3 separate regions of the Homo sapiens genome follow, and all the other regions are linked to region 2. A link is a loop called in an ENCODE intact Hi-C map of the cell type or tissue named here. Cell type or tissue: heart left ventricle. All regions are shown on one strand.

Region 1 (8,000 bases), 240 kb after region 2:
TTCATTTCCAAAATTGTTTTAGAGATTCTAGTTTCTCCTCATTATCATATAAATTTTAGATTATTCTTGTATATATCTACAAAAATTCTTGCTGGAATTTTGATAGAAACTGTGGTAAACCTGTATATCAATCTGTGGAGAAGTGACACTTGTTGAGTTCTTCAGTTCATGAACATGGAAAGCATCTCTATTTATTTAGTTCTTTTTCAGCTTCTTTCACCAGCATTTTGTAGTTTGTAGCATGTAAGTGAGTGGTGAACATGCTTTGTTACATTTACACTTAAGTATTTATTTTTTTGTTATTGCCACTGGCATTGTATTTTAATTTCAATGTTCATGGGCTCATTGGTAGCATATAGAAATACAATAGAGTTTTTGTATGTTAATCTTATATCTTGTGATCTTGCTAAACTCACTTATTAGTTCTAAGAGGTTTTTGTTTGTTTGTTTTTGGAGAGTCCATGGGCTTTTCTATGTAATCATGTTATCTGCAGATGGGGACAGTTTATTTCTTCCTTTCTGATCTCTATGCTTTTTATTTCCCTTTCCTGATTCATTGCACTGGCTGGAACTTCCAGCATTGTGTGGAGTAAGAGGGATGGGAGCAGACATCCTTGTCATGTTCTAAGTCTTATGAGGAAAGCATTCTGTCTTTCACCATTAAGTATAATGATAGCTGTATGTTCTCTATAGATGCTCTTTATCAGGTTGAGAAAGTCCCCTCTATTCCTATTTTTCTTTCAGGTTTTTTTTTCACTTGTGAGTGGGTATTACATTTTACTAAATTCTTTTTCTGCATTTGTTGATACAATCATGAGATTTTTCTTCTTTAATTTGTTAATATTGTAGATGACATTGGTTAATTTTTAAACATGATGCCAGCTTTGCATCTTTGGAATAAATTCTACTTGGCCATTGTCTTAGTCTATTCAGACTGCTATAATACAATACCTGAGATCAGGTAATTTAGTAGAAATGTATTGTTCATAGTTCCAGGGGCTGGAAAATCCAAGATCAAGGCACTAGCAGATTTGGTGTCTGGTGAGGGCTTGCTCTCTGCTTCCATAGATGGTGCCTTGTTGCATCCTCACATGACAGAAGGGCAAAGCTACTCCCATTAATCTCTTTTATAAGGGCACTGATTCCATTCATGAGGGCTTTGCCTTCATGACTTAATCACCTCTCAAAAGGACCCACCTCTTAATACCACCAAAATAGGGATTAGGGTTCACTATAAATTTTGGAAGGACACATTCATACCATAGCAATCACAGTGTATAATTCTTTTTATATTTTACTAGATTCTATTTGCTAATATTTTGTTAAGGACTTTTGCCTCTATATTCATGAGGAATATTCACCAGTAGGTTTTTTTTTTGTGCTGTCTTTGTCTGGTTTTAATATCAGGGTCATATTCGCTTCAGAAAATAAATTGAGAGTTGCTTGGATTGCTTCTATTTTCTGGAAGAGATTTTGTAGAATTGGTGTTGATTCTTCTTTACTTATTTATTTTTTTAGACACAGTTTCACTCTGTCACCCAGGCTGGAGTGCAGTGGTGGGGCTACTGCTTACTGCAGCCTTGACCTCCTGGATAAAAAATCTTCCCACCTAAGCCTTCTTAGTAGCTGGGACTATAGGCATGCACCTCTACACCTGGCTGAGTTTTGTATTTTTTTTGAAGAGGTGGGGTTTCACCATGTCGCTCAGGCTGGTCTTGAACTCCTGGGCTTAAGCTCAAAGAACCAGCTATTTGTTTCATTGATTTTTTTTCAATCATTTTTCTGTTTCCAATTTCATTTCTTACCTTGAAATGTTTTTTGAGAAGCTCTTCATCTTCACAATTTCATTGATTTTCTAATTTTTTGTAGTTTCATAGTTTTCTTCCTTCTACTTATTTTGCTTTTCTTTTTCTAGGTTTTTGAGGTGGAAGCTTAGATTATTTTTAATTTTAATTTTTGTGGGGAAGCTTAGATTATTGATTTAAGTTTTTTTCTTTTCTATTATGTGTATGTGGTGCTATGAATTTCTGTTGCTTTGAATTCACTGGGCTTTTTGATTCTGTGAATAGTGTTTTTCATTGGTTCTGAAAATCTTCATTGTCTCTTTAAATACTGTCCCTGCCTTATTCTTTTCCTTCTTACCCTCAGAGATACCCATTAAACACTTGTGGTATTCTTTATGTCCCTTACCTTTTTTTCTGTATCAGCAATCTTTTTGTCACTCAGTCCTTCATTGTGAATAGTTGTCCCCCCACTATTTTTCAGTATATTAATTTTTTTCTTCACCTGTGTCTAATCTGCTAATAAACCAATTCATCTACTGAGTTTTAAATTTTGGTATTTTATTACTTTTTTTCTGAAAGTTCCATTTGATCCTTTTCAAAAACTGTTTTATACTTTAAATTGTAAAAATATATGTCAGTTCATAGTTTCTCCTTCCTTTCAGATGTTATTAATTTTTAAACAAAAAATTTAAATATAGTTAATACAGTTAATTTATATAATTCTAAGACTTGAAGTCTTTGTAGTTCTGTTTCTGTGGTCTGTATTCTGCCAGATATTTCTTATGACATCTACTTTCTTTGTGTATCTGGCTATTTTTGGCTTAGTTTTGGACAAATTTTTTGATGCCTAATATGAAATTGGCTTTTTTTTCCCAGAAAGTATTTGTATTTGATTCTGCAAGGTATCTAGAGGCACTACCAGTTTAAGACAACTTTAAACTAAATTTAAGCCTTGAAATTACCTGGAAAATACAGGATACTCAGGAGAGTTTAACTGAGGTTGTGGTTCTGTGCTAGGACTGGTCTATGGGGGGGGGGGTCTTTACAGATTATTTAAGGGGTGAATCTCTTATTAGGCTTTCGATTTTATGTGGTTTCTGGGAGTTGATTTTTTTCTTCCAGTGCCAGGAGGCCACTAAAATGAAAATCCAGTATTTTTAGGGTGGATAACTACTCTCAGAGGAAAAGAAGCTTCTGTCTTCATTTGTGCTTCTGGGATGCTGACTTCTCTTCATGGTAGGTCTGGTATTTCCTTCCTATCTTGTCACTGCTTTGATTCTTTTAAGATACATTGTATATATTCTATCTATATTTATATTTTATCACATTAAATTGTTTTTTAGCTTAAATGACAGAAATGTGTTGTCTCATAGTTCTGGAGGCTAGAAGTTGGAGGAGATTAAGGTGTCAGCAAGGTTGGTTCCTTCTGAGGGTCCTGAAGGAGAATTTGTTCCGTGCCTCTCCCTAGCTTCTGGTGGTTTACTGGCAATATTTGGTGTTCCCTGGCTTATAGAAACAAGCAAACAAAAAAGAGGTTTTTTTTGCCAAAAGAATTTCTCCAAATAACCTGACTCAGCATTTCAGAAAACAGGATGGGCTTTGGTAAGGCAGTGAATGTCAGAGAACCTACACATTCTGGGCAAAGATACCATCTTTTATTGCTTGTCTTTCTGGCTTTACTCCCTCTGAAGTCAGCAGGATTTTTTTTCCCCATTGGAAGTAGTACATTCTGAAATCCAAGTGTTGTTTTTCCTGAGAATGTGTGTGTGGCATGGTCATTCCTTCAATCATTTATTCAACAAATATATGTTGAAAACCTGTGCTAAGCCAGGTCCTATGCTAGGTACTGGGATACATGGAGAATAAAAACATGGATCCTAATCTCAAGTAATTTGCAATCTAGGTTGGAGAATTGGTATTAATCTGACAACCACATAAGCAAACTATCAATACTAAACATTGTTTAATACATGGAGTAGACCTGTCATTAGAGCTATAATGGCCAAGTACAAGGTGCTATGTAAACGTTTAACTGGGATATTTAATCCAGGGGTGAGAGAAGTTTTCTTCAAGGTAAAGCTCTTGAGCTGAGATCCAAAGAATGAATTGGCATTAAATAGAAGGAGGTGAATAGGATAAGACCAATAAGGCTGTGTGGAAAACCTGTGCAAAGGCCCTGTAGTGGATGGTGCTCTGCATGTTAGAAATAGAAGATGTTAAAGCCAGTGGGGCTGGAACACACAGAGTGAGTGGGAAAGTGGTTTAAGATAATTCTGGAGATGTTGTCAGAGGCTAGGTAGAGCAGGACTTAGAAACCAATCAAGAATTCTCTTCTGTACTTGGGCTTATAGAAATGGGAGATCATTAAAATTTTTTATTGGGTCAATGTGTATGTGTGTGTGTGGGTGTGGGTGTGTGTGTGTGTGTGTGTGTGTGTGTGTAGAGGCTGCTCTTGCTCCTGCATTTAGATAAAGAATTAAATGCATGAGCTATCTTGTGAAATGCTATGTGGAATAGGGCATTAGTGGTCAATCAATGAGTATGTAAGTGATACTTCAAGAATATTTCTTTGGCCAGGTGTGATGGACCACACCTGTAATCCCAGTGCTTTGGCAGGCCAAGGTAGGATTGCTTGAGGCCAGGAGTTCAAGACCAGCCTGAACAACAAAGCAAGACCTTATCTCAATTAAAAAATGTATAAGAAGGACATTTCTCCAATATTACCTTTCAGGAACACATATCCTGAAAGTGGGATATGGCATTTCTAGTTTTATCACTTCAAACCTGCTTTTCATTTGAGCATATATGGTTTCAGCAATATCTAGGCCTAAGAGCATTCTGAAGGTCTCTGTTTTCTGGTATGGTCCAATATACCTTCTTTCTTCTCTGAAACATCCTCTACCCCCAACCACATTAGTTGGTGTTGTCTAATCTTCCTTTCTAACTGGAGAAGATTTGTGAAAGGTTTTTCTTCCTCAAAGTTACCCCTACAAACGCTAATCAAAGTAGAATCCAAAAAACTCTGTTCCCTAACGCCAGGGCATCTTTTCCATTTGATGGTCAACAGAGCCCCCTACTGGGAGAAACAGCTCAACTACATAAATACCAACACAAACAGCAAGCGTTCTGTAACGTTTGGTTCTTTACCCAGCCAATGTTTAATGTAATTACTGTGCCGTAGCTGAGACACCTACTCATTATTTTTGTGATAACTCTGACATATAATTACAAAAGATTAACTTTTCATTTGGCAAATTTTCCAGTTACTCAGTGTTGAAGAGTCATTGTAACAATTAATAAAAATCACAAATGTATAGTCTTAAAATATAATTGATGTCAAGAAATAATTTGGTTCAGTGTTATGTTTCAAGAAGACTAACATTTAAATTCTTCAGGGTACTGAGCTTTCTGTTTTATTCCTAAAATTTCCAACGGAGGACACTCCACAGTGTCATCAGAGATGAATTCTTTGCTTCTAATAATTCAATAGGTTGTTATATTTGATAATAGTATCTCCTTAAAAAAAAAACTCCTGTTAGAATGGTTCTAAATTTACAGAAAACTTACAAAGACAGTACAGAGAGTTCCTGTATTTCCATCACTCAGTTTTTCCTGTTGCTAACACCTGGCATTACCATGGTACATTTGTCATAACTAAGGAATCAACATTGGTACATTACCATTAACTAAACTCCAGAGTTTACTCAGATTTCACTATCATTGTAACTTTTCCCCTAATGTCCTTTTTCTGTTCCAGGATTTCATTGAGGACATCACATTACATTTAATTACCTTGTCTCATTGGGATCCTCTGGTCTCTGACAGTTTCTGTGACTTGCCTTGTTTTTGATGACCTTAGCAGTTTTTGAGGAATACTGGTCATGTATTTTGTAGAATGTTCCTCGGTGTGGAGTTGTCTGGTGTTTTTATCATGGTTCTACCAGGATTGTGTTATGGGTTTTTGGGAGGAAAACCCCAGTAACATTCTCATCACATCATATCAAGGCTACATACTTATGTATGCATCATTGTTGATGTTAATTTTGACAACCTGACTGAGATAGTGTTTATTATATTTCTCTACTGCAAAGGTGCTTTGTCGTTGTTGTTGTGGTTGTTTTTTGGAGTCTTGCTCTGGACTCAGCCTAGAGTGCAGTGGTGTGATCATGGCTCCCTGGATCCTCAAACTCTTGGGCTAAAGCGATCCTCCTGAGTAGCTGGGACTGCAGGTGCGTGCCACCACACCAGCTAATTTATTTTATTATTATTATTATTATTATTATTATTATTATTATTATTATTATTATTTTGTAGAGACAGGGTCTCGCTATGTTGCTTAGGCTGGTCTCAAACTCCTGGCTGCAAGCAATCCTCCTCTCTGGGCTTCCCAAAGTGCAGGTATTACAGGCATGAGCCACCACACCAGACTTGTTTTTTTAAATTTAAATTTAAATATCTTTCATCTTATTTTACAGAGATAAAGACAGAAACCTGTCAGCTTCTTTTTTCAGATGAGGGAGGATAATATATCATGGTGGTGAAGAGCAGCTTTTAGGAGCCAGAAAACGGATTAATGAGCAGTTTTGCCACTTACTGGCTGTGTGATTTGGGCAAGCTACTTTCTAAGCTTCATGATCAGAATTTGTAAAATGGGGTACTAATAGTACTTTCTTCAAAGGGTTATGGTAAGGGCGAAATGATATGATGCATGCAAAGCACTTGACTAGTGCCTGGTGCATAGTAACCATGCAAATGTTCACTATTATTACTAACGTTAAGATGACAGCAGTGATGATAAGCACTATGCATTTATTTTAGTGTCACTGTTATTCTTCAGAGTCAGTAGCAGCAAGTCCTCAGCAGGCAGTTCTTTCCATTAATATGCCAGCCTGGACTTGGTGTTTTGGGCTAAAAAGCTGAGCCTCCAGCATTCATTCAGTTACTAGTTTAACGATGTTCCCTGAGCTCCTTCTAGGTCCCCAGGATACATGGTTAAACCAGCAGACACAGTGTGGCTGCAGCCCTGTGAGTCAGGTGGAGAGTGTCCAGATAGAGGTGAGTGGGAGACAGAGGTCAGGGTTGGTTCCTATGGGACCCTGTGGGTAAAGTATAAGGACAGGCTTGATTATTTCTTCTTTAGTCTCAAGCCATCATTTTATAGGTGAAATTTAGTCTCCTCCAAGTTCATTACCATAAGATCAAAGTAGACCAACCAAATAAACAATTTTACTTGTCCCGCTTTCCTACTTTGATTTTGGTAGTTGTGCTATTGAGCTCTGAAGTGACTGGAATGGTAGTTTTCAAACTTTAGGATGAGGCCAGGCATGGTGGCTCATGCCTACAAACCCAGCACTTTGGGTGGCTGAGGTGGGAGGATTGCTTTAGGCCAGGAGTTTGAGACCAGCCTGTACAGTGAGACCCCGTTTCTTAAAAAAAAAAAAAAAATTACATTAAAAATTAGCTGGACATGGTGGCATGGGTCTATAGTCTCAGGTCTACTTGGGAGGCTAAGGCAGGAGGATCACCTGAGCCCAGGAGTTTGAGGCTGCAGCGATCTATAATCGTGCCACTGTGCTCCAGCATGGGCGAAAGAGTGAGACCCTGTCTCTAAAAACAATAACACCTTCAAGGTGCATTAGAATCACCTGTAGGGTTCCCTAGAACACTTACCCTATATCTTGAACCAATTATTTCTCGTATCATCAATCTTTCTGCAACCCTCTTCCTCACTGTGACTTGTTTCCTTATGTATTTTGAGCTTTTGGTGGTGAGTTTATATTCCTTCAAACTTGGTTTGTGAGAATTCCTTTGAGACCTGGTTTAAACAGTATTCCTCTAGTGAGGATATATGCATTCATTTCTACTAAACATTGAATGTGACTATCAGTTTGCAATAAGTTTAAATTCGTACTTTGGGTTTTTAGGTCGTATAAGTACTTGGATTCTGATACATAGCCCATGAGAAGGCTTGTCTATGGCTAAGGTATCTTGGGGTGTTGGAGGAGACTTTATCTTTTTCCCTTTTTAACTAGAACCAAGGCCAACACTGGTAAACACTTATATCAATTCCTTCTGGTAAGCATATTTTTTTTTCCAGTTTACCCACGAAGGGTGTCAATTCTTTTGGGTGCTGGCTTTGTGCTGGAGTCTCTGATTCTGAGCCTGAGCTTTGTCTCTGAGCTCCTCCTGTAGGAGCAGCACACGCCCTTCTTGTGG
Region 2 (8,000 bases):
GGAAAGTTTCAAATACTTCTGTTTGACCAAGGGTGGCAAAGACCTGGCACATGTGTGGCTATTTTTCTATCTGGCTCCAATTGTGGTTCTGGCTAAGTGATCATGGCACCCCTTTTTTGTGACTCCAGAAAATGTGTTAGAATCCTTACCAACAAAACACACAAGCCAGGACTTGGCTTACACAAGAAACTTGTCAGACATGCCTGTCTTCGGCATTAGGCTTGCGATTGGGCTGCTTGTCATGAGGTGAATAGTAACGTCATTCAGGGTGTCAGCCCAAGGCTAGAGTCATTGATTAGATATCTGGTTGTGCACAGCATTGGTACAGGACCCAGGCATATAACTCAGTGTCTTCTCCACCTCTTCTTGATCCTGCTTATTGTAAATGAAAAATAAAATTCCAGGTCCCCCAACCATCTGAATGGATCCCTTATCTCAACCAAGGGCATTCCAAAGTTAACCTGAAAAACGAGTTCAGGCCTTGATGGGAAGGTGGTGTTGGACATGCCTGATTATACCTCCTCCCTTTCAGAATTACTGATGGAACAGATTAATTAAGTCTGATAAGAAACATTTACATTCTTTTCTCCCTGAAGCCTTGCTACCTGGAGTCTTCACCTGAATGATAAAAGCCTGGTCTCCACAATCCCTTACCTCAACCTGGACGTTCATTTTTATTGGTTCCAAGTCTTTAGATAATAACCAAATGCCAATCGCAAAATCTTTGAACCCACCCATGACCCGAAAGCACCCTCCTACCCACCACTTCCAGTTGTTCCACCTTTCCAGACTGAACCAATACACATCTTAACATGTATTGACTGATAGCTTATATCTTCCTAAATTACATAAAACCAACCTGTAGCCTGACCCCCTTGGGCGCATGTTCTCAGGACTCCTGAGGGCTGTGTCATGGGTATTGCTCACTCATATTTGGCTCAGAATAAACCTCTTCAAATATTTTACAGAGTTTGACTTTTTTTGCTGACATTTTGTATAGTGGTAGAGTCCAATGGTGAGTTTGTAAACTGATTTCATACTAATGAGTTAGTATTGTAGTCCCTTTTAAAAGAAATATTGCTAACCCAAGCTGGCCTACCCAAAGCATGTTTGGGTCGGGGAAGAGTACACATGGAGGCCCTAGGCCCACCCCCCACCATTTTTTATCTCACTGTGGATGGCGTTGTGCATGTGGATGTGACACCCCAGCTTATATATAGAGGGTCTGTAAACAATCCTCCCAACAGGGAACTCCTAGGCACCCTTCTGCCCAGGGTGCCATGCCTAGGTACATGGCTCTGCTCTCACGAGCATGAGGAGAAGACTGGGCAGGTCCTAGGAGGGACTCAGAGCTGTTTGGGCAGGGTAATGGGATTCTGGTTACCAGAGTGTGGTCTGGACAAGGTGACTGGCACAGTCCCCCTGACATCAGTCTCCTTGGTCCTTCCAGAGCAGTGCGTGGTGGGGGCAGCATAGTCAGAGTGGCTGGACAAGGCAGAGCCCACTAAAGCCTGAGGCCCAAGGCAGGACACCAACTGCCCACGTCTGAGGACAGTACTAAACCCAAATTGCTCTGCCTAGTGGCATTTCAGGCAGTATTATAAATAGATATTGAAAAATACAGGCAGAGTGAAGAACAGGTAACTCAGGGTAGTCTGCCCACAGGCTTAGCTTCACTAAGCCATTTTACTAATTTTCTTCCTTTCCTCTTCTTGGGAATCAGAGAGCTCACAGAAATCTCCAGGCTTGTTTTTTTTGACTCACAAGACTTTCAAATTGGCAGCTGCAGTTAGTGAGGAGGGAGGGAAAAAGATAGAGATGGGAGTCCATTTAGGAAGGACAGAGATGTGTGTGGGGAGGGAACATTTATTCCCAGGAGAGGGCTCCAGTGATCTGTGCTCCGCTTTGCTGACTCTTTTGCTACTCTTCCCTTTCTACCCCATCCCCAGGCTCTCAAATTACAGACTTTAAACTGGGCATAGTATGTCTTCCCATTTCCAAACTGTCCGTCTGTAGATGGGGAAGGAAAACCGTAGAAAATATCCATGGAAGTGTAGACAAGTGACTGTGTTACCTGCTGACGCCTGGTTCAGGTAGCTTGGCCCTGTTGCTCCTCTCAATACCTTGGGGTCAGTCAGAGCTAAAGGTGACAGTCAGAAATAGAATGTGTAGGCTGGGCACGGTGGCTTACGCCTGTAATCTCAGCAATTTGGGAGGCCAAGGCAGGTGGATCACTTGAGGTCAGGAGTTCAAGACCAGCCTGGCTAACATGGTGAAACCCCATCTCTGCTAAAAAATGTGGTGGGGGACACCTGTAAACTCAGATACTCGGAAACTGAGGCAGAAGAATTGCCTGAACCCGGGAGGCAGAGGTCGCAGTGAGCCAAAATCATGACACTACACTCCAGCCTGGGCAACAAGAGTGGAACTCCGTCTAAAAAAAAAAAAAAAAAAGATATGGAATGCGTAGCTGGGTGCTGTGGCTCACACCTATAATCCAAGCTACCTGGGAGACTGAGAGTTCAAGACCATCCTGAACAACATAGCACGACCCCATCTCTTAAAAAAAAGGAAAAGAAAAGAAACAGAATGTGAAAATCTCTAAGGGGGCTGGCCTCCTTTACTCTGGATGTTCTTGAAATTCAGCCTAGCTCTTTTACTTAGTGAGCTCTTTATGTCTTTCTCCCACATGTGTACAGTTCTCTCTCTCTCTCTCTCTTCCTCTTTGTCTCACCAAATCTAGGAAAGAAAATTATCCTACTTTGTGTGCTGGTGGTGTTGTCTGTGAGCTTCTTAGTGGAATACTGGAAGGCCCACCCTGCTTCCATCTTTCTGACAAGGTCCAGGCTGTATTGTTTTAAAAGTAATGCCCTTGGCTGGGTGCGGTGGCTCATGCCTGTAATCCCAGCACTCTGGGAGGCCGAGGCGGGCGGATCACGAGGTCAGGAGACCAAGACCATCATGGCTAACACGGTGAAACCCAGTCTCTACTAAAAATAATAATAATAAAAACAATTAGCCAGGCATGGTGGCACGCACCTATAGTCTCAGCTACTCTGGAGGCTGAGGCAGGAGAACTAATTGAACCCGGGAGGTGGAGATTGCAGTGAGCTGAGATCATGTCACTGCACTCCAGCCTGGCAGCAGAGCAAGGCTCTGTCTCAAAAAAAAAAAAGAAAAGAAAAGAAGAAAAAAAAGTAACACCCTTGAATCCTTAAACAATTGTCTCATTTAATTTGGATCATTTTGACCTTTAAGTTTCTTTATTCAGATCTTTAATATTTTTAAGGGAGCTGTTAAAAGAGGAATTGAGTTTGCCTCCTTTGCAGAGAAAATTAAAAGTGTACCATGACACTGAGTGCCCTTGGAGAGGGGGAGATCTTTGGAAGTTTGAAGGGTGATCCTAGAAGGTGCTTTTGTACGTGATTGTAGAGGGGGCAGAGAAAAAAAAAATGGCCTCCACCCATTGTGTTTCTCCATGAGCTTTGTGAGTGAGGCCACTGGGGAGTCACCTGTTCCCACAGGCTGGCGCTCTGATGGAAGAGTGCCAGTTAGGCAGGCCATGGAGGAGGGCTCTGTGACCCATGAGACACTGGCACTGCAGGAATATGACGTTGGCAGTGTTTTAGGAGGGGATTTTGCCAGCTTAAGGCCATGAACCCAAGAGGAAATTAGATTTTAAGCAGAAATAAAATCCTGTGGAAATATTTAATGTTAGGTGATGTTTGCATCATGAAGGACATCATCTCTCTTCCATTGAATCTTTTCCTCTTTTTGTCCGTGGCTTCCTGTGTCTGTAATAGAATAATCCATTGTCTCTGCTGAGTGCTGTCTGGAGCAGAAGCTTTTGTCAAGCTCTTCTTGATAATATCATTTCAGTTACACTTGAATTCAAAGCTCTTCTCTCTTTTTTTTTTCCTAAGTGTCTCTAGCATTAAGGGAGGAATGGATCCTTTTAGTTTTGACCACAGAAATAAAACTTCAATCAGAACATGTTGAACGCTGGCTTCAAATTTAGTCACCAGGAATGGTCTTTAGCCCAACATTACCCCCTAGTGGGATAAAATAGAATAGATATTAATGAGGTTATGTGGGATGCATTTGAATGGGTGTAACTAGATGCTCTGGCTTGGGCCTGCTCTGTGACAGATACAAGTGGCTGTTAAGGCCCCATGGAAAAATGCATCTCCCCAGCTCTTTGGAAAGCCACTGGCCTTCAGTGAGCGTGGAGCAATTCCTTCTGCTTAATAACCCCCTCTTTCTCTTTCATTTTATTCTCTCGTTGTTGTCATAGTGAATGGCATTTAAGAACTGGAGAAACAAAGCACAGAAGTCATGTGTAAAAAGTGTAACAGATTTGATTTCATAAAACATGCACACTGTCATATAATGCAAGACACCAAAAGTTAGAAGGCAAATTCAAAAGAACCTAAAGGAGCAATAAACATTGTTTAAAGTAGCCCATAAATGTGTAAAATATTATGTATCGATTTAAAAAATTCAACTGCTTCACTGTGAAAGGAATTTGAATTAAAATGAAATATCATCTTTTATCCATCAGATTAGCAAAAATAGAAAGAGTGTTAATTTCAAATGTTGCTGAAGGTATGTAAGAAGGGAGCACTAGCTGTTGATGGGAATGTAAACAAGTGAAGGACTTTTGAAGGCAATTTGACAGGATCTGTCATGACTTTAAATGGACATATGCTTTGATCCAGCAAGTTTACCTTTTCAATCCTATCCCCAAAAGATATTCTTATATATGTCACAGATCTCTTTACAGTAATATTCCTTGCCACAATGTTTATGATAAGAAAAGCCTACATATAAGTAAAAGTCCATCAACTGAGACAGAGGGTGGGGCAGCATAGGTGTAACTAAATAAATTACGGAACATTTCCTTTTCATGGAATACTGTGCTGACATTAACATAAATGAGACAGAACTCCATATACACCTATGGAAAAAATCTCCATGACCCTCAGGTGAAACATGAAATCACGGAATAAGTTTTAGTTTGATTCAATTTTTGTGTGTATGTTTTAAAATCGTGTATGTGGCCAGATGTGGTGGCTCATGCCTGTAATCCCAGCACTTTGGGAGGCCGAGGCGGGTGGATCACAAGGTCAGGAGATCGAGACCATCCTGGCTAACACGGTGAAACCCTGTCTCTACTAAAAAATATAAAAAATTAGCCAGGCGTGGTGGCGGGCGCCTGTAGTCTCAGCTACTCGGGAGGCTGAGGTGAGAATGGCATGAACCTGGGAGGCAAAGATTGCAGTGAGCCAAGATCGCGCCACTGCACTCCAGCCTGGGCGACAGAGTGAGACTCTGTCTCAAAAAAAAAAAAAAAAAAACACCACACACACACACACACACACACACACACACACACACACACACACACACAAAACACAAAAAACGCGTATGTGTATGTAGACACATATAGAAATTTCTAGAACAAATGAAATTCAATCTATTAATAATACTTACCTCCAAGGAGAGAAGTAGGAGTACAGAAGTTAATAAAGGAAGACTTTCTTTCTGCCTCACTTCTTATTGGTCAATCTGGGAATTCATTTTGCTGTGTCTGTGTATTACTCGTATGGAAAAAAGTAAGCAAAAATAAACACTATTATGTGATATTCATACAGATGAACGATATTTCAAAGGAAACTTCTCTACTATAAGACAAAGAGAGTTTAAATTTAGCATAGCGGCAAGGCTAAGCCCAGTGACAAGTCCTTCATCAATTGTCTTTTTTTTTATTTCCAAGAAATCTCAACACATGGGTAAACATTGTGCTGGAGAAATGAATGGCTCTGTAATTTCCCAGATAGTCAGAATCTTTTTCTGGCCTCGTGGCTTCATCATTGCCTGACTCAGCATGTGTACTCAGGGCCCCTAGAGTGAGCCATGGTGAACCAGGTGGTGAGAGTTGCAGGGAGTGACGGTGTAGGCTGAGGATTCCAACTACTGTGTCTCTTCACAGCAAACACCTGGACATGGGCAAGCCACCCAAGAGACAGTTTTGCTCTAAAATGGTATTTTTTGCCCCTTCCCATTTGGAGCAAAGATACAATTCCAAAGAAGATTCTGAAATATTCATGTTAACCCATGTATACTATTAAAGCTATTTCATCTTACTCATTTTCAAAAAAGTTTATAATTTCATAGGTTGCTTAAGTCTTTTAGAAAATCAATATACCCAGGTTAACTCCATAGCAGCAGCTATTTACAAATTCTCTTGTTTATGAGACAAGCTGTTGAAACAACCCAGTGCCCTATCTCAAAATATTTTGCGTTTTTATCTTTTCATAGACTCTTCCAAATATCTTCTCAGTTTACATGAGCATTTAAGAAGGATCTGGCAAGTTCAAGTATTACTTCCTTATTTACTTCCTCATTATTAAGTACAGTTCTTTATTTCTCACAGTGAGAAGAGATATTGTGTTGCATTACACTGAAAATACTGCACAATTCAATACAAATTATAGAGTTATATTATCCAAATTCTGCTGCTAGGGTTTCATTTTTGTCCTTTGAAATTTCATACTGATCACTTCTTGGTTTATACCAAACTTTCTTTCACTTTTGAAACTTCAAAAGTAAATACTCTTCCCCATTTCCTACTCTTAGGTCTAAATTTGCAGCAGGAATTGAAGGAGGGATTGAAATATTGCACCTGGCTCATAGAATTTGACAGCATGACAAAGGATGCTGTAAAATATGAACCAAAAGGGGAAAATGAATATACTCTAATACCTTGGATATTTTTGGTCCTTTACCTGTTAGGATACCAACCAATGTTGAGAAATAGTATATACATAGGTAGTGACTGATCATAAACTTTCATATATGCTTGTCTATTATCCTGTAGGAAGGTGGGATGGTGAGAGGCTTAAAACAGAGGAAAACATGATTACATTAAAGTTTTCAAAAGATCACATAAGCGATAGTTTAAAAGAATAACTGAGGAGTGTGAGAGGGAGGACTAGGGGCAAAAAATAAAATGGCAACAATCCAGCAACCTTTGTTGCAATCCAAAAAGTTTGTTTCAAACACTTGCTACAAACATTCATGTACACATAGGAAAGTGTGACATGATGAATTTACAGACTTGCGCATTTCTATCTTGCTTGCCAACAATTAGAAGAGTAATTATATCACACACAGATTGACAAATAGCCAAAGGGCCATTTTAAAATGCTGCCTTTCAGTCTATCATTGATGCAGTGTTAGGTTGATTCCATGTCTTTGCTATTGTGAATAGGCTGGATGAAGAAAATATGATACATATACATCATGGAATACTATGCAGCCATACAAAGAATGAGATCATGTCTTTGCAGGGACATGGATGGAGCTTGAGCCCATCATCCTTAGCAAACTCACACAGGACCAGAAAACCAAGTACTGCATGTTCTCACTTATAAGTGGGAGCTAAATGATGAGAACACATGGACACATAGAAGGGAGCAACACACACTAGGGCCTATTGGAGGGTGGAGTTGAGGAGGAAGGAGAGGATCAGGAAAAATAACTAATGGATACCAGGCTTAATACCTGGGTGATGAAATAACCTGTACAACACACCTCCATGACACATGTTTACCTATGTAACAAACCTGCACGTGTACCACTGAACTTAAAATAAAAGTTAAAAAAAAAAAGAAAAAATGAATGACTGCCTTCCAGTTACTGAAAGCAGACCCAATTAAGGAAACTATTACAGTTGCCAAGGTCAGGGACTATAAATGCATATGTAAGCTTCCATCAGAGCACCAACCTCTGAGTTCTCCCTTTGGGTCACACTTTGAGGCAGTTGGATCATCACATATTGGGCAAAGGTGTCAAGAAGAAGCAAGAAGCTGAGAGCCTGCTCAATCCACAACAAGCCAAGAAATGTTTTGTTTTGTTTTAAGTAAAAAGCAATCAATTTCCTTTTGTTATATGAAGGTAATAGGATTGATACTTTTGCTTAAGGATAACCTATACAA
Region 3 (8,000 bases), 250 kb before region 2:
AATGATACTGTGTTCTTCTCATTGCATACTGTCAGGTGGTATATAATTTCTATGTTCCCTTTACCAGTGAGGTTAACTTTGAGCTCTTGATTACGGGTGGTGTCTGACTCATTTTTCCTTCAGTAATTAGCACGTATTTTAGAGGGAGATATTTTGAGACTATATAAATATTTCATTTCACATCAAACTATTTATTTATTTATATCAGAATAGATTTACTTTTTCCCAATTTATTAAGTGAGTTATAATCCTCAGTATATCCTTAGAGAAGGATAAAAGGAAGAGATACATAGTACCTTAAAATCTTTTATTTATTTATTTGTTCATTTATTTAGAGACAGGGTCTCGCTCTGTTGCCCAAGCTGGAGTGCAGTGGTGCAATCTCGGCTCACTGCAACCTTCGCCTCCCAGGTTCAAGCGATTTTCCTGCCTCAGCCTCTGGAGTAGCTGAGACTACAGGAGCCTGCCTCCAAACCTGGCTAATTTTTGTACTTTTTTTTAGTAGAGACAGGGTTTCACCATGTTGACCAGGCTGGTCTCGAACTCCTGACCTCAAGTGGTCTGCCTGCCTCAGCCTCCCAAAGTGCTGGGATTACGGGTGTGAGCCACTGCACCCAGCCTTAAAATCTTTTATATATGGTAATCAGGTGTACAGAGATTCTATTCCTACTGCCTTGAATTATTCAAATTTACACTTATATTCACTTCATTTCTTCTCCAGTAAATTTGTCTTCAAATTTTTCACCAGTAGAGATAGGGAAGGGCATTCAACAAGGAAAAGTGGAATATTCCTTTATCCATTCACCCATTACATACCCAGCTGTCAGTTCCGTGTATCTGATTTGACTCTCAGCCTGGCACCTCCTGCAGTGAATGCCACTGGATGGAAGTGGGTGTAGACAATGCATGTTCCTATTGCCATGTGGCTGGGCTCCTGAAGTTGTTAACCTTAATTTCCCTAAGGAGATAAGGTGTTTATAAACCAAACATTGGTATTTTCACTTGGATCTCAAAGCCAGGACTCACATTAGGATTATGACCTTAAATTCTACATATCAGATATGCCACTTTGTCAAAATGGTGAGACAGATCAGAGCTGCCTTTGCCATCTCACTATACTACTTTTCCTAACCCATCGTAGTTGGTATTATTTTCGTCATTCTAATAAAGAATGACGAATAGTAGCATCTTTAATTCGTTATACCCCACATCTTCTCTTTCTCCCCTTTTCCTCATTCCCTCAACAAATGTTTTATCCACTGTGTCCTTTGTTGTAATCTTGCCTCTGATCCTCTCTTGAGTGCTTTCTGTGGTGTATGTCTCCTTTCCATTGCTGTGTTCTGTCTTCCTTCCCTTCCTTTCTCTCTCTCTAACGCCTATGCACTCCTAATCCCTTTGCTTTCTCGCCCTGGTCTCAGGGCCTGACCTTTGCACTCCACTCTTCTGTCCTTCCCCTGATTCACACTCCCTATTGTATTGATGGCTTACAGGTTTGGAGATAAAGCAACACCTGAGTTGAATACTTTTTTAAAAAGTTTTACCTTTATTATTTTAAGTAAAAGGAAAAAGAAATCTTTGGCTCAGATAACTTTGAGTTTACGCACTTGTAATTTGCATTACCAGATAGTTACGATCATTGCTGCTAAGTCCATTAACTGTTCACATACAAACATTGCTGCTAAGAGCTAACATTTCCCTTGTTTATTACCCATTTATGGAGTATTTTTCTTAGAAACACTGAGTAATGACTAAGTTTCCAAGCTCTAGAGTTGAAGTCCCTGCAATCAAATCCTTGCTCAGCTAGCTGTGGTAACATTGGGCAAATTATTTAACCTCTCTAAACTTCAGTTTCCTGTTGATAAGGCTACTGTATGGCTGAGTTAGCCTATAGTGCCTGCCAGCCTTCTCAGCCTGGGTTCTGAGAGGGAACTAAGCCTTCCTAAGGTGTTCATTGTATGCATTGAATTAAATTCTTTCATTGCATCTAGAAAGGTACTAGTTATACAACACCCTTGGGAGAATTCAGAAAGTAGTCACTCAAATCCTTTTCTGTGTTTTGTGGTTCATTTGGGGAAACCTGGTTGAGAAAGGCTAGGATTCTGAAATAGAAAATTCCCTTTGGAAAACTGCATAAAATTTACTTAGCCTTCTTAAAATAGAATCACCATTCCATTTTAATCACCATTCTATTAAATGGAATCACCATTTCAAGAAAGAGGAAGAACTTATATTTCTGTCACCTAGAATACCTATTCATTTGGACCAAGAACTCTTTGATTTATGAAAGTTGAACAGATTAAGTGCAATTCCACCAGGATTTAACATGTATATAACATATTTTGCATTTTCATTCAGTGTTTGTTACAGAATGAGAGAAATGTCTTTAAGAAACTATTTGTTCTGTATATTATGGCTGTGTAACAATTTACCCACAAGTTTGTGTTGTAGAGCGACAGCGTTTCATTTTGCTCACTATTTTGTGGCTGAGTGATTCAGGAAGGGCTTAGCTGAGCAGTTCTCCCTTAGGGGTCTCTCCTGCAGCTACAGTCAGATGTGGGTGGGGGCTGCGGTCATCTGAAGTTAGACAGGCTGTGTATCCAAGGTGGCTCACTCACACAGCCACGGTGGAAGCTGGCTGCTGGCTGGGAGCTGAGCTGGAGCTGTCATTTTGAGCACCTACATATGGTCTCTTCAGTATAGTGGTTTGGGGGGAATTGTATTTCTTCTTGGTGGCTAGTTTTCCCTAGAGTAAATGTTCTAAGACCAACAAGGAAGGTTGTGTGTACTTTTTATGATTGATTCTTAGAAGTCACACAGCGTCACTTCCATTACACTCTCTGGGTGGAAGCAGTCCCAAGCCTGTTCAGCTTCAAGGGGAAGGAACGTAGGAGAGGATGTCTGTGAGGGCATGTCAAGGGATTTGTGACCATTTAAAAAATCACCACAGCTGGTCCTCTGGACACAGATTATTTATATCCTTCTAAATTTACATCCTTCCAAATGCAAAATACATTTACTCTCTCAAGACGCCCCAGAAGTCTCATTCAATATGACATCAGACTCAGGCTGGAGACGTGGGATCTAAAGATGCCCATGCAGATATGAGTGAGGCTCCTCAGGGATGGTCCTTCAGATGCTTTGTACTCTCTCTAAAGACCTGTGAATTAAAGGCTCCTCACACACCCAGGATACAATAGTGAGGGATAGGACAGCATACATGCTCTTCCTCCGCATGGAACTCTAAACAAGATCCCATTTTTTCTTTAGTCGCTTGGGTTCTACTACCAGGCAGGCAGTGTGCTAGAGTCAGAAGACTTTTTGTCGCCCCCTTGTGGTGAGGCTTCAGGCAAGCCACTTGACTCCTCTGGGTCTCATTTTCCAGGTATAATGAAATAAGACTGACAGGTCCCTTGAGAACTATTTCAGCTCAACAGTTCTGTGATTTCGTGAAATGCCAAAATTGTGCTACTTGGATATGAACAGACACAAATCATTGTGCATAATTAAGAACATTCCACAAGTAGAGAATGTTACTAAAGGATAAAATTAAAGTATGAATTAATAAAGAAGTAAATTTTGTGGGAAATAGAAGCTGATTTTGAACCAATTTTGCCACTAGAGGTCACCAGCATACCATCTCAAAGAGAATAAATAGGCTTTTGTCACTAATAGTTCCCTGTGTAGAACCCCTAAGTGGCATTCACGGTGTCTTTTCATTTACTTGGAATATCTCCTGACAGTTGTCAGAGACATATGTTATGATGAGGTGATGTCAGTGTCCCTCTAGGTGATGTTCCCAGTGTACCTAACGTTCTGTAAGCGTGAAGAGCCACCACCGGAACAGTAAGGAAAATGACTTTCTAGGATTTTCTGCTTTCTCACTGGGATGCGATGAGGGGCAGAGAGATAACTTGATAGGAAGTAATATAAGCTCTGAGGCGAAAAGGCAATGTGGAAATCCAGTGTCATCCTCAAATGCAGCACAGACATGTCAGCTTTTTTATGACACAGAGAAAGTACGGACTGGGAACAGAGCACTCGTTTATTCAGCCAATGTCTGTGGACCTGCCTTCAGGCACTGTGCTTGGCAGGGGCTATATCAATGGAGAAGATGCAGTTACTACCCTCAAGGGATTTAAGAAATGAAGTACAGGAGGTTTCTATTCAGATTCAATATTTTAATAAAAAATGTTTTTATTAATGGCCATTGACTTCTACTGATGCTTCCTGAATCTCCAGCTCGTGTGGTTCTCTTCCTTTTTGAACTTTAGATATCCATCCAGCACCTTCTGCGACATTTTGTAGTATTTCCCTTAAGATACTGTATAAAGAAGGAGGAAGAAAAATAGGAATTTGACACAGAACTAAAGATTATTCCATTTAGAGGTTTTTGGGAGAAGCAGGCTGGGATGGGCCCTGAGTTTCGCTACATATTTTTGCTGGTATGCCAAGAGTACTGACACCATGCCAGGCAACTTCTCTCAGATTTTCTTATTTTATCTTGCTGACAGACCTGTAGGGACAGGCACTGTAATCACCATTTCTGTCAATGGTCCCTTGCAGCACGGCAGTGGGTTTTTTTTTTTTTTTCTGGAAAGTGATGCTAAGAGTACACTTTAGGACTTTTATATCAAAGCTAGAACTGACTGTCACGTGACAATGTTAAAATGCTGACTTCAGTTGCGGCCAATGGTGCTTGTTAGGAAAAACTCTATTAAACTGTATTTTAGGCCAGCGCAGTGGCTCACACTTGTGATCTCAACATTTTGGAAGGCCAGGGTGGGAGGATCACTTGAGCCCAGGAGTTTGAGACCAGCCTGGGCAATATAATGAGACCTCATCTCTACAAGAAATAAGATTAGCGAGGCATGGTTCTGTGCCTGTAGTCCCAGCTATTTGAGAGGCTGAGGCAAGAGAATCACTTGAGCCCAGGAAGTTGAGGCTGCAGTGAGCCATGACTGTGCCACTGCACTCCAGCCTTGGTGACAAAGTGAGATCCTCTCTCTAAATAAATAAAATAATGTATTTTAACGTAAAACTCTTTGGGTGGGACAAACAATGCTCCAAGTAAAATTAATACCTTGAAACGTAAAGAGTCATGGAGATCTCCTGTGAAGAAACTTCTGTGAGTGACAAGAATGGATTCAGAATACCTCTGAGGACTACATCTATTTTCTCCCAAAATGAAAGCTACAAGATACTTTCTTGTAATGCGCTTCATGTAGTACAAAAAGAAAATCTACAAACTCTAGAACTCATAATTCTATAATAAAGAATGAGTTGCAAGGAATTCTGGGCTCTTTCAATAACTTGAGGAGCTATTTCTTCTAAGGCTGAAGGGGACTTGAACTTGATTTAAATTGGTTGTCATCAGCCTTTAGAGCAGACACTGAGAGTGATTCTGAGCACGACACAGACACAGCCCCTATCCCTTAGTAGCAAGGCTTTCTTTAGTTTTCTGCCTTCACTGAAGAAGGAAAGAGAGAGCCTGGCCATATCTTTGCTTCACACTGGGCATGATTTGCTTCACTGCGATGAGTGTTACTAACTATCCTGGTAATTACTAATTTTAAGCAATTGTTTTAAAACAAACTAAAGACCGGCTAAAGACAGGTGTGTCCTTACTTCTTCTTCTTCTTCTTCTTCTTTTTTTTTTTTTTTTGTGAGAGTCTCGCTCTGCTGCCCAGGCTGGAGTGCAGTAGTGTGATCTTGGCTCACTGCAACCTCCACCTCCTGGGTTCAAGCGATTCTCCTGCCTCAGCCTCCCAAGTAGCTGAGACTACAGGCCAAGCCACCATGCCCGGCTAATTTTTGTATTTTTATTACAGACAGGGTTTCACTATATTGGCCAAGTTGGTCTGGAACTCCTGACCTCAAGTGATCTGCTCACCTCAGCCACCAAAAGTGCTGGGATTACAGGCGTGAGCCACTGTGCCCAGCTGTTACTTCTTATTGTTGTAGGGTTTGGTCAAATAGTGGAAAAGAAAGGTTAGGGAGGGAGCTACAAAAATACTACTTGACTTATTTTAAAAATATTTCTATTAATGGCCACTGACTTCTACTGATGCTTCTTTAATCTCCAGCTGGTGTGGTTCTCTTCCTTTTTAAACTTTAGATATCCAACCAACATTTTCTGAGACATTTTGTGGTATTTCCCTTAGGATACTATATAAGGAAGGAGGAAGAAAAACAGGAGTTTGACACAGAACTAAAGATCATTCAATTTAGAGGTTTTTGGGAGAAGCAAACTGGGATGGGCCCTGAGTGTCATTGCATATTCTTGCTGGTATGCCAAGAATACAGTCAACCCAGGCTTTACTCAGGTATGTTTTCAGAGAGCAACTTTAAGGGATGAGGTAATGCCTCTCTGGTTAAAGAGCAAGCTTGCTTCCACTTGCCATAAAAGCCAAAGATTCCCCAAACTCAATGTTCCTCTCCTATATTATAACCCGCTGCATGTATAGGCATCTACAGGGGCCCTCTGCCTCATCCCTGTGGGACTTGGGGGACATAGGTAACAGCAACAAATCAGCATGAAGCTCATGATGAGCTGGGAGTAAGAGAGTCCTTAGACTCTGACCCAGACATCTCATGTCTTCCGCCAGCATTCATGAAACAGGCAATCGTTAGCTTGTAAGTGCAGCTGACCTTTGAACACCATGGGTTTGAACTGCATGAGTCCACTTGTATGCATTTTTTTCAGTAAATATAATGGAAAATTTTTTGGAGATTGTGACAATTTGGAAAAATTCACAAACTTCATAGCCTAGAAATATATAAAAAATTAGGTATGTCACAAATGCATAAACATATGTAGATACTAGTCTGTGTTACTATTACCATAAAATATCACAAATCTATTATAAAAAGTTACAATTTATCAAAACTTATGCACATGCTTACAGAGCACACATGGCACCATTTGCAGTTGAGAGAAATGTAAACAAATGTACAGATGCTGTATTAAACCATAAGTGCATAAAATTAACTGTAGTACATACTGTACTACCATCATAATTTCACAGCCACTTCCTGCTGCTATTGCTGTGAGCTTAAGTGCTGTGAGTATCCACTTAAAATGCCATGGGATGCTAATTATCTCTGTGTGAGCAGTTCATCTCTCTGGTAAATTGCCTATAGCAGTAAAAAGTAATCTCTTGTGGTTCTCTAGTGTTTTTTCATTGTGTTTAGTGCAATACTGTAAACCTTGAATAACACCATGGCACCCATACAAAGTGCCACTAGTGATGCTGGAAGTGCTCCCAAGAAGCAGAGAAAATTCATGACATTACAAGACAAAGTTGAATTGCTTGATATGTATTGCAGATTGAAGTCTGCAGCTGTGGTTGCCCACCGTTTCAAGATAAATGAATTCAGCTTAAGAAAGATTGTAAAAAAAGAAAAGGAAATTCATGAAGCTATCACTGCAGCTACACCAGCAAGCATGAAAAACTTACACTTTTTGCAAAATACCTTTTTATCTAGTATTGAAAATGCAGTTTTTCTGTGGGAATGCAGGATTGCTATAAGAAAGGCATACCTACTGTGATGTGATTTGAGAAAAAGCGAAGTCATTATATGACAACTTAGAGCAAAAGGAAGGCGAAGGATGTAAACCTGAAGAATTTAATGCTGGCAAAGGATGGCTTAATAATTTTAGGAAGAGGTTTGGCTTTAAAAATGTCAAGATAATTAAAGAAGAAGCTTCTGCCAATCAAGAGACAGCAGACAAGTTTCCAGATGCCATTAAGAAAATCATTGAGGAGACAGAATATCTGCCTGAACAGGTTTCTAATGCAGATCAAAGTGCCCTATTCTGGAAAAAAAATCCACAAAGGACATTTATTAGTAAGGAAGAGAAGTGAGCACCAGGATTTAAGGCAGGAAGGGATAGGCTACCTATACTGTTTTGTGCAAATGCAGGGGGGTTATGATCAGGACTGCCCTTATCTATAAAGCTGCTCATCCCTGAGCCTTGAAGGGAAAAGAAAAACATCAGC

What was found. Peaks named below come from ENCODE experiments on the same cell type or tissue, not always from the same donor. Only the 100,000 strongest peaks of a DNase experiment are listed, where the experiment ranks them.
Region 1: it touches region 2 in a loop (5-fold over the local background); 39 of 110 quality-filtered maps call a loop at or near these places.
Region 3: a loop joins it to region 2, with 7 times the contacts of the local background. A loop is called at or near these places in 75 of 110 quality-filtered maps.

The regions. Positions count from the first base shown.
Region 1 is chr4:140,846,367-140,854,366 of GRCh38, forward strand. No RefSeq gene overlaps it. Among named protein-coding and RNA genes, the nearest start is that of TBC1D9, 94 kb to the left of the region's middle. In heart left ventricle, a CTCF peak has its summit at 4,856 (motif pointing left); no DNase peak of the experiment used is centred here.
Region 2 is chr4:140,606,163-140,614,162 of GRCh38, forward strand. No RefSeq gene overlaps it. Among named protein-coding and RNA genes, the nearest start is that of UCP1, 41 kb to the left of the region's middle. In heart left ventricle, a CTCF peak has its summit at 4,052 (motif pointing left); no DNase peak of the experiment used is centred here; H3K27ac peaks cover 941 bases.
Region 3 is chr4:140,356,654-140,364,653 of GRCh38, forward strand. The region is part of intron 2 of SCOC-AS1 (SCOC antisense RNA 1); the gene reads right to left. It also overlaps a transcript of SCOC not described here. Among named protein-coding and RNA genes, the nearest start is that of SCOC-AS1, 13 kb to the right of the region's middle. In heart left ventricle, CTCF peaks have their summits at 3,369 (motif pointing left) and 3,570 (motif pointing right); a DNase peak (open chromatin) is centred at 3,334.